2 separate regions of the Mus musculus genome follow, and region 2 is linked to region 1. A link is a loop called in an ENCODE intact Hi-C map of the cell type or tissue named here. Cell type or tissue: gastrocnemius. All regions are shown on one strand. Links, peaks and the distances in the headings refer to the core of each region. The heading gives the core; the rest is flanking DNA.

Evidence for each region. A loop is a pair of places that touch in the nucleus more often than their neighbours do. Peaks named below come from ENCODE experiments on the same cell type or tissue, not always from the same donor. Only the 100,000 strongest peaks of a DNase experiment are listed, where the experiment ranks them.
Region 2: a loop joins it to region 1, with 10 times the contacts of the local background. A loop is called at or near these places in 1 of 42 quality-filtered maps.

What each region holds. Positions count from the first base shown.
Region 1 is chr16:29,785,158-29,790,787 of GRCm38, forward strand. No RefSeq gene overlaps it. Among named protein-coding and RNA genes, the nearest start is that of Gm46567, 26 kb to the right of the region's middle. In gastrocnemius, for the core only: no CTCF peak of the experiment used is centred there; a DNase peak (open chromatin) is centred at 2,957.
Region 2 is chr16:29,709,655-29,714,943 of GRCm38, forward strand. No RefSeq gene overlaps it. Among named protein-coding and RNA genes, the nearest start is that of Gm46567, 100 kb to the right of the region's middle. In gastrocnemius, for the core only: no CTCF peak of the experiment used is centred there; DNase peaks (open chromatin) are centred at 1,932, 2,452 and 2,798; H3K27ac peaks cover 831 bases.

The DNA.
Region 1 (5,630 bases), core at 348-5,347:
AATATCTATTCTAATAATTTGTCTATGTTGAATTAGGTTGTCTTTTTATTATTGAGGTGTACACACACACACACAAACACACACACACACACACACACACACACATAAACTTGCGGTGCGCGTATGCCATGCAGTGCTCTTAGAGGACAGAAGAGGGAGCCAGATCCCCTGGAACTGGAGTTGCAGATGGTTGTGAGCTACCATGTGGTTGCTGGGAATTGAACCCAGGTCCTCTGGAAGAGCAGCCAGTGCTCTTAACTACTGGGCCATCTCTCTAGCTCCTTCTTTATTTATTTTAGATATAAATTTCTTACCACATATAAGGTTTGCAACTAATCTCCTGTTCTTTCACATGTCTTTGTTCCTTTCCACTGGTGTCCTTTGCAACACAAAAATATCTTTATTATCAATGAAATCTGACTTGCCCAGCTTTTCTTCTGCTGGTCACACTTCTGGTGTGTATCTCAGAAACCATTGCCTGATCCACAGTCATTCCCATGTTGTCCTCCACAGTTTTGTAATCTTAGGTTTATGTTCAAGTTTCTAGCCAATTTTGTTTTGGTCTTTTGTGTGCTGCGAAGGATGGGAAATTCTTCTCATGGTTCTCTCCCGGTTTCTGGCAATTCTTAGCATCTCTGGGCTTGTAAGTGAGTCATTTCACTCTCTTGCTTTCCCTTTAATGTGGATCTGTATTTTTCTCCTGTGCTTTGTCTTTTCCTGGATGATCTCATCTAAAAGTCCTGCATGTGATTAATCTGAGAAGACCTGATTTTTAAATTTTGTTTTAAAAGGCACATCTATCTATAGGTACTGGGAGCTGATACTTGTCCATACTGGGGAACAGTGTTTGTCTCATCAACTTCCTGTCTTACGAGGCTACTCCTCTGTTCACATGTTTATCAGAGATGGTAGGAATACATACAGGGTCCTCCTCGTCCTCATCACCTTGTCCTGGACAGCACCACTGCCTACTGGGGACACATGTAACAGAATACAAAGAAGAGGCTGGGAAGAGCCTTGAGGTCAGAAGCCAAAGAAGAAATGGAAGCCCAGGCTTTGACAGAGAAGCCAGGCGGTGGGGGGCAGAACACAGTTAGGGCAGAACTATTACTGTTGAGGTTGGCAGGGTTTGGGGTCGGTTGTGTGAGGGGGCAAGGAGCTGTCACCGAGAACTCAGGCCCTGATTGCTGAAGTCACTTCAGAGCATGTGAATGTCGGTGACGGATCTGTATGCAGGACAACATGGCTGTATTTTCAGCAACCCCTGCTCTGGCCTGGGTTCTGTTGAGCTGCCCCTGCAGTTGGAAAGTGTGGGCTCACCATTAATTGCTTCTGTTTTCACTGGAGCCTCTTCAGACAGTTCCCCGGAACCAGTCTAACTCTCCAGTCCTCGCTCCTGCCGAATCCACCAGCATCTCACTTCCTCACTTGGCAAGGCAATCTCGATGTGGCAAAGCAATTCCCACGCTTGCTTGCTTTCACACAGTTCCTTGCTACAAACCCTTGCCACCACAAACAGGACAGTGAAGGGCGTCAGTGTGTGTGTGCCACGTCTCACTTAGAGGTGACTGTGGAACAGCTGCGGTCAAGAAATGCTTTTGCTTCCATATCCTGTGGCCAAGGAGATGACCACACAGGGAGTGGGAGGGTGGTGTGTGGAAAGGAGGGTCACCCTGGCTGGACCTCAGGGCCTGTGAGAATCTCAATTAAAGAGGTGTCACTGCGTCCCATTGAGCTGTGTCCTCAACCTCTCCCTTTGGGAAGGCAGACACTGGGAACAAAGGAAAATGGATTCACATCATAAAAGCTCCCTGACTCTTCAGCCAGCCAAGGAACAGAAAGTCCCATATAAATTCACACCAGGTGGTTTGAAGGGAAGCACGTCACAGAAACATGACAATCAACAGAGCCATGTTGGATCAGCCGTTCGTTCCACTTCAGCCACTGAAGATCAGGATGGAGAGTCTATCCAGGAAGAACCCAGTGAGTAAAATATTTTGACACCGGAAGAGAATATCCTGACAGCGCTCCCTCCATCCGCAGTCACGGCTGTGGGACATGGAGGTGAGTAAGTATAGACATGGACCTGTAACATCAAAGGTGGAATATATAGGAAGGACCCTCCTCTTAGCTACAATTTCCTCACGTTCAGAGGGAGGCGTGCGACATTCTCTACCACCTCCCCTTTTTCTTGTAGTGTTCCTTAGCTCATGGTCTGCATCCTCAATGCATAAAAAAGTCCCTCTGAATCAGCCCGAGAGTGAGAGTGCTCTGCCCCACTCCAAGTCACACTGAGAGAGTGACTCCCAGGATCAATTAGCACAAGACAAAATTAGCTGGGTTCTACCTTTGGAAGAATTTGAAGCCATAGTAAACCAAAGACAGGCCACTTGGACTCCAGTTTCAGTCCCACCGTTAACGTAGTCTGGTAGCTTGCAGCATGCTATATCAGTGGGCCCCCATTTTCTCTCTGTAAGGTAATCTAAGATCATTTAATTTTTGAGAGTTCTGGCAACCCGGTCTTCTACCTGTTTTGCAAATAAAGTTTTAGTGATACATACCTTCAGCTATTTATTAAATATCACCTCTGGCTGCTTTTACGCCTCAATGGCAGAGTTGGGTAGCTGAGGCAGACAGCTGCTGTGTGGGCTAGAGCTGAAAATAGTTAATACCTGATCCTTAAAAGCAAAAGAGCTGGGTAACTACACCACCAGAGAGGCTGAGGCACGGGGAGAAGAGACTATTTGCCAAAACACCCTAAGGGAATCAGGGCAGAAAATGGAAATGTCTTCTTCTGATTTTTCTCTGCCAAAAGTTCTCCTGGCCCAAAGCTCACTATCTGAAGATCTGAGCTATGCCTGAGAGCCAGCTAGAAGACCAGGAGCCTGTCTCCTGGGAGAAGCCTGTGGTCTTGAGTAGAGCCTGAGGCTCCAGTGGTAGGGGCAGTCTGCCTGGGTTCTGTCTGGCTCAGGGTCAGCCTGCTGAGCTTCTGAGAGGAGCCAGCTGAGGCTCCTGACAGGCAATGGTTGAGCCTGGAGTCTGAGGAGAGCTGGCTCCCTAAGCCCTTTTAACCACAGGTCCCCCAGATCTAGGTAAACTTTCCTTGGCCTTTGAACTACAAGGGGACATTTCTTCTTGCCTCTGTACTCACTGGCTGTTTCCGCCTTCTGCCATTTATTAATCTCGCTGGTTAACCATTGAACCCAGCTCAGCCTCCTCTAGTTTCCAATCCTGTTCTCCCTGTTGGCTGCAGACAAGGGCCTGCACTAAACAAACCTAAGGTTCTTTTCTTTCTTTTCACAGCTGAAATCAACTGATAAAAGAGGTGGGGCTGGGGTGCAGTTTGCTAAAAAGACACTCCCTAAAGCCCTGGTGAGGAGGTGAGAAACCCTTTCCAAGGCAGGCCAGCTATGTTTAAAGAAATACATCACTGTAACACACACACACACACACACACACACACACACACACACACACATATACATACACACAGACACACACACACACACACTCATACATGCACACACACATACAGACATGCACACACTCACACAGCTTAATCAGAGTAGAGGCATAATTTAGAGAAGATGTCTATAATTTCTTCATCGTTGAATCAGATTGCTTGTCTCTAAACACAAATGCCATTTGAGTTTAGCTTCCCCAGTTAAAGATGCATGCTTTAGAGGGGGAGCATGCCAATTGTCGTAGTGGTAGGGAGCTGGAGGGAAGGGGAAGGGGAAAGGGAAGGGGAGAGGGGAAGGGGAAGGGGAAGGGGAAGGGGAGAGGGGAAGGGGAAGGGGAAGGGGAAGGGGAAGGGAAAGGGGAGAGGGGGACCAAGAAGGGCCTTCTGAGCACAGGGTTTGGGGGCTTGACATCAGCCACACCCTAGTTTCCTTTAGAGTATTAGAACTCTCTAGAACACCAGCTCTGTGAGGACCAGCATTTTATTTATCTACTGCTACATCCCTAGCACCAAGCCTAGTGCCCAGCAAGAGGTAGGTACTTAAATATCTGTTAAATGCATGGGTGACAGGATGCAAATTAGTGGCCTGGTCACTAGTCCCAATCTTTTGGGAAGATGGACATTTCACATGTTCATTGGCTCCCCTTCTGATGAATCCGGAAGCCCTGGCCCAGTTAGGACAAAATTCACAAAGGACAAGGGGGAGGACCCCCCTGAACCATTAACACAGTTCCAGGGACCTAAGTGTTTGTCTATCAAAAAACTCAGAGACAGTGCCCAGCACAGCCCCTTTCTGTGGCTGTCTGCCTACCATTGAAAGGGACAGATTTCCACCGTGGACATTTCTACTCTAATGACTCCCACTGCTGTGAGCAGTAATGTGTGCTGGGCAACTCATCTGTGTTTGTCTTTAATGCCCATGATAGCCTTGCTGTGTGGTGTGAGCCCTTTTATAGCTTAGGAAAAGAGCTGCAAGTGAACTTGCCAAGGTTGGAGAGCATAGCTTGGCCTGTCTTATCTTTGGCTGACGACAGAGACTGTACCTTGTCTATCACGTATACTTCTAGTTCTACGTACAATGCTAGAATTGGCTGTTGCCCTAACTCAAGACTGCATAGTTACTCTTTCAGTTACTCCTTCTGCTTCTAACCAGCTCCAGAGCCTGGGGGACCCACTTCTCTCTTGGCCTCAGTTTCCATATTCTCAAATCCAGAGACCTGAACAAAATTACTTTGAAAAATCTCCCATGGTTGAGTCTGTAAGAGGCGACTTTATTTTCTCAGAGGTCGCAACTTAAGTTTGCTTTGGAAATTTTAACAAGAAGAAAACCATTTATTGAAAGCAGCTCAAAATATCTCTTGCTTTCTCTGCTTAGGGACACTCTTGAACACCCTGCTAAGGCCTGGCTCTGCTCCTTTTAAAAAGAACTGACCTGTAATAGGGTTCTGGACTCAAGTGGGCACCAGCACCAGCCTGTAACCTCTCACTGCAGTTTCTCTCTAGTTCAGAATGCTTCTAATGTGGTGGTAAAAGCAGCTGGTCCCTTCCAGTGGAAGTTCCTGGCCTCAGGCAGCCTCTGGTGGAACCCATAGACCTGTTGGCTCCTGAAGTTAATTCCATTGTGATGAGATGGTGGGAAAGGGTGGCTTTGGAGAGGCAAGGAGCCTGGAGAGCCAGCAGTGCTGAAGGTGGGTTGGACTCTTAACTCAATCCTTGTTGCCCAATGGGGAAATGTGAAAACGTCAGGATTCTCAGCACTAGCTGGGACACCGCTTCTGGTTTCCAGACGCTTCTGCAGCAGAGACCACAATGAAGAAGGACAGACATCTAATCTACCTGGTGGAGACCCACCTGGGAGTCTCCAAGTTTCTTTACCTGGGGCCCTATAAAGGGAGCCTCTGACCAAGCCTGAGCCCCCTAGCTGGTGGTAGAGCTGGCACTCACATTGGAAACTAACTAAGCAGCTGCCTGGATGTCCGATGAGGGCATTAGGAAAAGAAAAGGTTGTAGTTTGTGCTGGTCCAAAGGACCAAAATCTGGAGCAGTTGTTTGAACATTTGGCCACTTTATTTAGGCAACCTTGAGGACAGACCATACTAAGATCAAGACCATTAGTGATGTCCCTGCCTTGCCCTGAATCCTGTGTGTATATGTGCATGTGCACACA
Region 2 (5,289 bases), core at 1-5,000, 76 kb before region 1:
GTGTCTGCTTCAGTGAAATGTCCCTCCATGTGTTTGCCCCAGCAAAACTCCATCCGACACAACTGACTTTCCAAAAGAACCCTTAAGTTTCCATTTCATTAGTCTCTTTTCTGTTGCTGTGACAAGCTACTACATTATTGGCTTGAGGCAACACTGAGTTAGTGTCTTATGATTCTGTAGATCAGAAGTCTTTTGAAATTAAACATCAATGTGTTGGCAAAGGTGGTTTCTTCAGAGGGCTGTGGGGAGAATCCATTCTTTATCTCTTCCAGATTTAAGATGCTGCCTGCATTTCTGGTCACATGGGCCATCATTCTAATCTCTGACTCCATCATCACATCCATCATACCCAGACCATCAGGAATAGTCTTCTCATGTCCTGGTCTGTAACTTAATCACATATGGAGCCCCCGTTTCCATAGAGTGTTCATGGGTTCTGAAGATAGGGAGATGCACATATTTCAGGGGCCATTATTGAGTCTACCATACAATCTAGACTTCTGCTAGACATGAATGTCCCCTCATAAGCTCAGTGCATGTGCTGATAACTGACGCCTATATGCACTGGTGAGGCTATGAGGGCTGGGTCTCAGGAGCAGGACATTACTGCTGATGTCACTGGCATGGGTTGTCAATGAGAGAACCGCTGGCTGACAACAAAGTGAGATTGCCCTACCTCCACCATGCCATGACACAGCAAACAAGGCCCCAACCATTGCACAGTATGTTCCTGTGTCACTAGTGCCCACAGTGTCCTAAAGGAATTGTGCCCCTCACCACTCTGTCCTTCACTTACTCTGCCCACCCACACTGGTGCCCACTCATGCCCCAGCCTTAGTTCTTTTGTGTTATCTGTGGCTGCTGCTATCTATCTATCCAATGTTATAGCATTGCTGTTTCCTCTGCTTGCTGTTTGGTCTCCTCTGAACTGTAATTCCTCAAAAGTATGCAGCTTGGTCCCCTTCTGTAACCAAGAGCAGTGTCTCCTGTAACCAAGAGCAGTACCCGACATGCATAGGTGGTCATGAGTGCTACTGGGTGAGTGAGAGAAAGGAAGGCCTTTCTTTGTAGGTGTGCCGGGAGCCAGAGACACTCCAGTTACTCTATCTGTTCTTTCACTCACTTCTCCAATGAAGTCTTATTAAAACTCCTGGTTGATGATATACAGACACACACAGGCTGATCTCGATACAAAGCAGGTTTCAATACAAAATATTATCTTAAGAGTTCAAAATGCAACGAGACCAAGAGGAAAGATAGCGCAATCTGCTGTTGGTTTTGGGTGACTGGAGGTGGCTTCCTAGAGGAAGAAGCCTTTGACCAGGCCTAGGTGGATTCCCAGTTATACCAAGCTGTGGTGCCACTATCCCTAATCAAACTCAAGTTAACATTTCATCCCCTGTGGAATTGAGATATGGGTCTAGGTGGGATTTTTGAGGGGCTCTCATGAGTTGTTCATTCATGGGTTGAAGATTATCTGAAAGGTCTTTTGTCTAAGCCAATATTGGCCCTGTCTCTTGACTGTGTTGTGACATAGAGTCACTACCAGCAAGAGAACTATCCCTAGATATAGTCCTAAACCTTAGACTCTCAAACTTCCAAAAGTCTAAGTAATTAATTTCTTTTCTGGCTAAATTATGTAGTCTCAGGCTTTCAATTAGAGTAGCAGAAAACAGACCAAGACCTACTGTGAGCCTCAGGATTCATGGCTCAAGGCAGTTTCCAATATCCAGCAGCCTGATGGGGAACAGAGCAGAGTCTAAGAGACACACAGCATCCTCTTTTGTCATGAAGGCCTAAGAGGAGAAGAGACCAAAGTATCACATCTGCTCAGCACTCATAAGGTCAGGCCAGACTCAGTGCCTACAGGATGTTAATCTGGGAGTAGGCAGAGAGCTGGGCAGGAGATCAGAGCCTTCTCAGGGAGGGACTGGTGGGAGCCAGGCCAGCAGGGCTGCCTGGAATCTGGGCCCTGGTCTCTTGTGAGGACCAGAGAGATTGTCATTTGAGAATGAGGATAGAATAGCAGGCTCATGCAGCCTTCAAAGGCAACCCTATCTTTCTCTCTCTTCCAGTGGCCAAATCCCATGTGTTCACAATAGGATGGAGACACTGTAAAAAGACATCTGACTTGTGGTCCTGGCTATCTCAGATCTGACCTTCTGTTCCCGTTTCAGACTTCAGAGTGGAGTCTTCTTGTTCAGGCTGCTGGCTCTTATTTTCTCCTGCATTCACTCTAAGCATCTTCAGAGACTCAGGCAGAAACCAGCCAAGTGGAGACCTGGTTTTGGAACCGTATGTCTCTGCCACTGCCTCCTCCCTCTTGCTGAACTCTTGGCATCAGGCGCTTCATCACGGGTTTGAGCATGTGATGAAACTGGACTGTGGTGAGTAGAGAGTTTCTGAATAGATGTGCTCCCGGATGATGTCACCAGCAGTGACCCAGGAGCACCATCTGGGTGTCTGGCAGGGGTTTCAACTCGATGGGGCTGCAAACAAAGTAAAATTGGTGTCAGCCCAAATGATGGATGTGACATATGGGCCCGATTTCTGGGCTACTGGCTCAGTCCGGGCCTCTTCTAGGGTGGCCTGTGCATGTGGTACCCACAGCAAGTTGGGCTTGGCATTGACATAGAAGGTCCTTGCTTGCTTTGTCGCTTTTTCTGGGTCAAAGTAAGCACGCTGGCCATCTTGTTGAAGTCAAAGATGGCAACAGAGCCTGGGTCACTGCCTGCCCCGTTCCCACATCTGCTCTAAGCCCTACTCCCTCAGAAGGAGGTAGTGGCAAGCAGTCTGTAGCCCCCAGGTGGGCCCACTTCCAGTCAGCTGTGAGGATGAAGAAAGAGTTTGGCGCACTGCCCAGTCATTTGATGTAGACCATTGCTATGCCTATGGGGCAGGAAAGTACCCTGGGTATCACTTTCATATGTAGCTCAAATGATAGAGAACATGTTTACCCTTTGGTAAACATATTTGTTTACCCATGGCAGAGTCCGTTTAAGGAAAACCAGTGACCCAGTTCTTAGTTCCCAGTTTTGCCTTAACTCCTGCCCCAGCTGTTGTGGGCTGGTGTCAAATGCAATATCTGAAGTGGCAATGAATGACAAAGGAGAAACAGGGCTGAGGCAAAAGTGGGGAAGCAAGGAGACTAGCCAGACCTTAGCAGAGACTGATATAACTGAGCCTTGGGGCCCCAGGCAGGAGCCTGAGGACGAGATCAGCTTTTGGTTCAGGTTCAGCTCCAGCTGCTATAAAGTCTCTGTCAGGAACTGATTTTGAGGTTATTTATTTAACGTCGAAATTAAAATTAGCTAAAACAGCTGGGCGGTGGTGGCGCACTCCTTTAATCCCAGCACTTGGGAGGCAGAGGCAGGCAGATTTCTGAGTTCAAGGCCAGCCTGGTCTACAAAGTGAGTTTCAGGACAGCCAGGGCTATACAGAGAAACCCTGTCTCGAAACAACAACAACAACAACAACAACAACAACAAAACAACAAAAACAAAACAAAACAAAAAACAAAAATTAGCTAAAACACCCAAATGACAAAATATAACAAAGCAACACCTCTTTTTCATGATGAACATGATCAGTAGCATCCCTCTACTCTCCATCACACACACACACACACACACACACACACACAAGTACCCACACAATTGGAAGCAGACTTCTGGGACTGAATCTCAGCTCTGTTCCTTTCTGGACCAATACAGGTGATTGACAGGTTCTCTGTGACTACGTCTTTACAGAGGAGGTAACCATAGAGATTATAGTTTGAGCAGCAAGTGTGCAAAGGTTGGTGGGGGTCTTAGAAGGGTCTGTAGATGAAAGTGAAATCAAATTATCGGGACTCTCAAAACAGCCAGACTCCTATCCCTGTGCCCCCACCCCAAGCTTTCCTTCCCTCTTCCAGCCCAGGTATGTCATTTGGAGTAGGGTGGATGAGAGTCAGTTGCTCAGGGCAAACTGCTCTTTCCCTGAACATTCCAGTTGTGTACTTGGATCAACAAATCCCATGCCTCTTGTTCCAGAGAGGACCCTCTCTTCATAGTTCCCAGGTCGCAGATGTATAGGCTGGGCCTCCATTACAGTAGTAGCTCTGTGCGGGATGCCCACAGGTCTGTGTCTCCTATTCCTAATGCTCAAAGCTTCCCTGGCCAGGAGGTGCATCCCTTGGGGCCTCACAGTACTTGGAATATAGGAAGAGCTCATTAAATGCTTGGTGAAAACAAAACACAATAAACAGTCCTTCCTGATGTCACCTCTCCCATTTACGGCATGGCCAGAGCACAGAAGTGATAGATGTCAGCTTCATCTCTGGAGGCCCAGAGAGGGGATATTAGTGTGGGAGCATCCATGAACAGCTGTGCAGAGTACAGTGGCTCTGAATCTTCTGCCTTCTTTGTAGGCAGGCCTGGTCTCTAGCTCTCCCAGTATTGTTACAGGGAGCCTACCAGAGGTGACCAACTGTATTCCAACTGACTGTCATTATACTTGGGTATTCAGGGACCCAGGTATAGCCCCAAGTGTCCAGAACATGGGGGCGTTTTAAGGCAAGAACCACATCTAGCATCTTGCTCAGCAGCTTCAGGAGGGGCTTTGCAGATGCAAGCAGTTAGCTGGAGGGACTTTGGCACAGGCAGGCAGTTTAACAGAAACAAAGATAAGCTAACTTATCTTAGGGGCATCTTGACCTCAGGTTCCTAGAATAGACTTTGGTAATTTTTCATGGAATTCTCTAAGGAGATCAAATTCTAGTTAAGCCTGAAATGGCCTCAGCAAGAATACAAGATGCAGAAAGCTCTGCTCGGTCTTGCCCTGTCACACAGTTCATTCTAGAGCTCCCCCCCACCCCACCCCCGTTCCTTCTCAGCCCTTCTCTAGGCCCATCAGTATGCCCTGAGGAGGAGACAGTAGCTCAGGATCTGAGCACACAGTAAGTCAGGACTAGGATGGATGGACTGACTGGTCGGAGATCCAGGCCAGAGTTTGGAGAACAAAGCTATGACAGGTGTGGCCACTCAGACCTAGCTGCTGTCCTGTATCAGTCACAAATTCCCAGGAAGCAGGCGGTCTGCGCAGCAGACATTTGGGCTCAGAGCCATTCCCTAGTCTCACCCCACCCTGCTCCCAGCCGTGGTGTGGCTGGCATTTCTGCGGTAGGATAGATGTTTCTTGGTAGTGAGGCAGAAAACATGCAGAAAGAATTGTGCTTCCCCCCTCCCCAGCCCCCCACTTTGGCTGCATCAAAAGGTTTCTGGCTTCCAAACTGTGACATGGAGACATCCA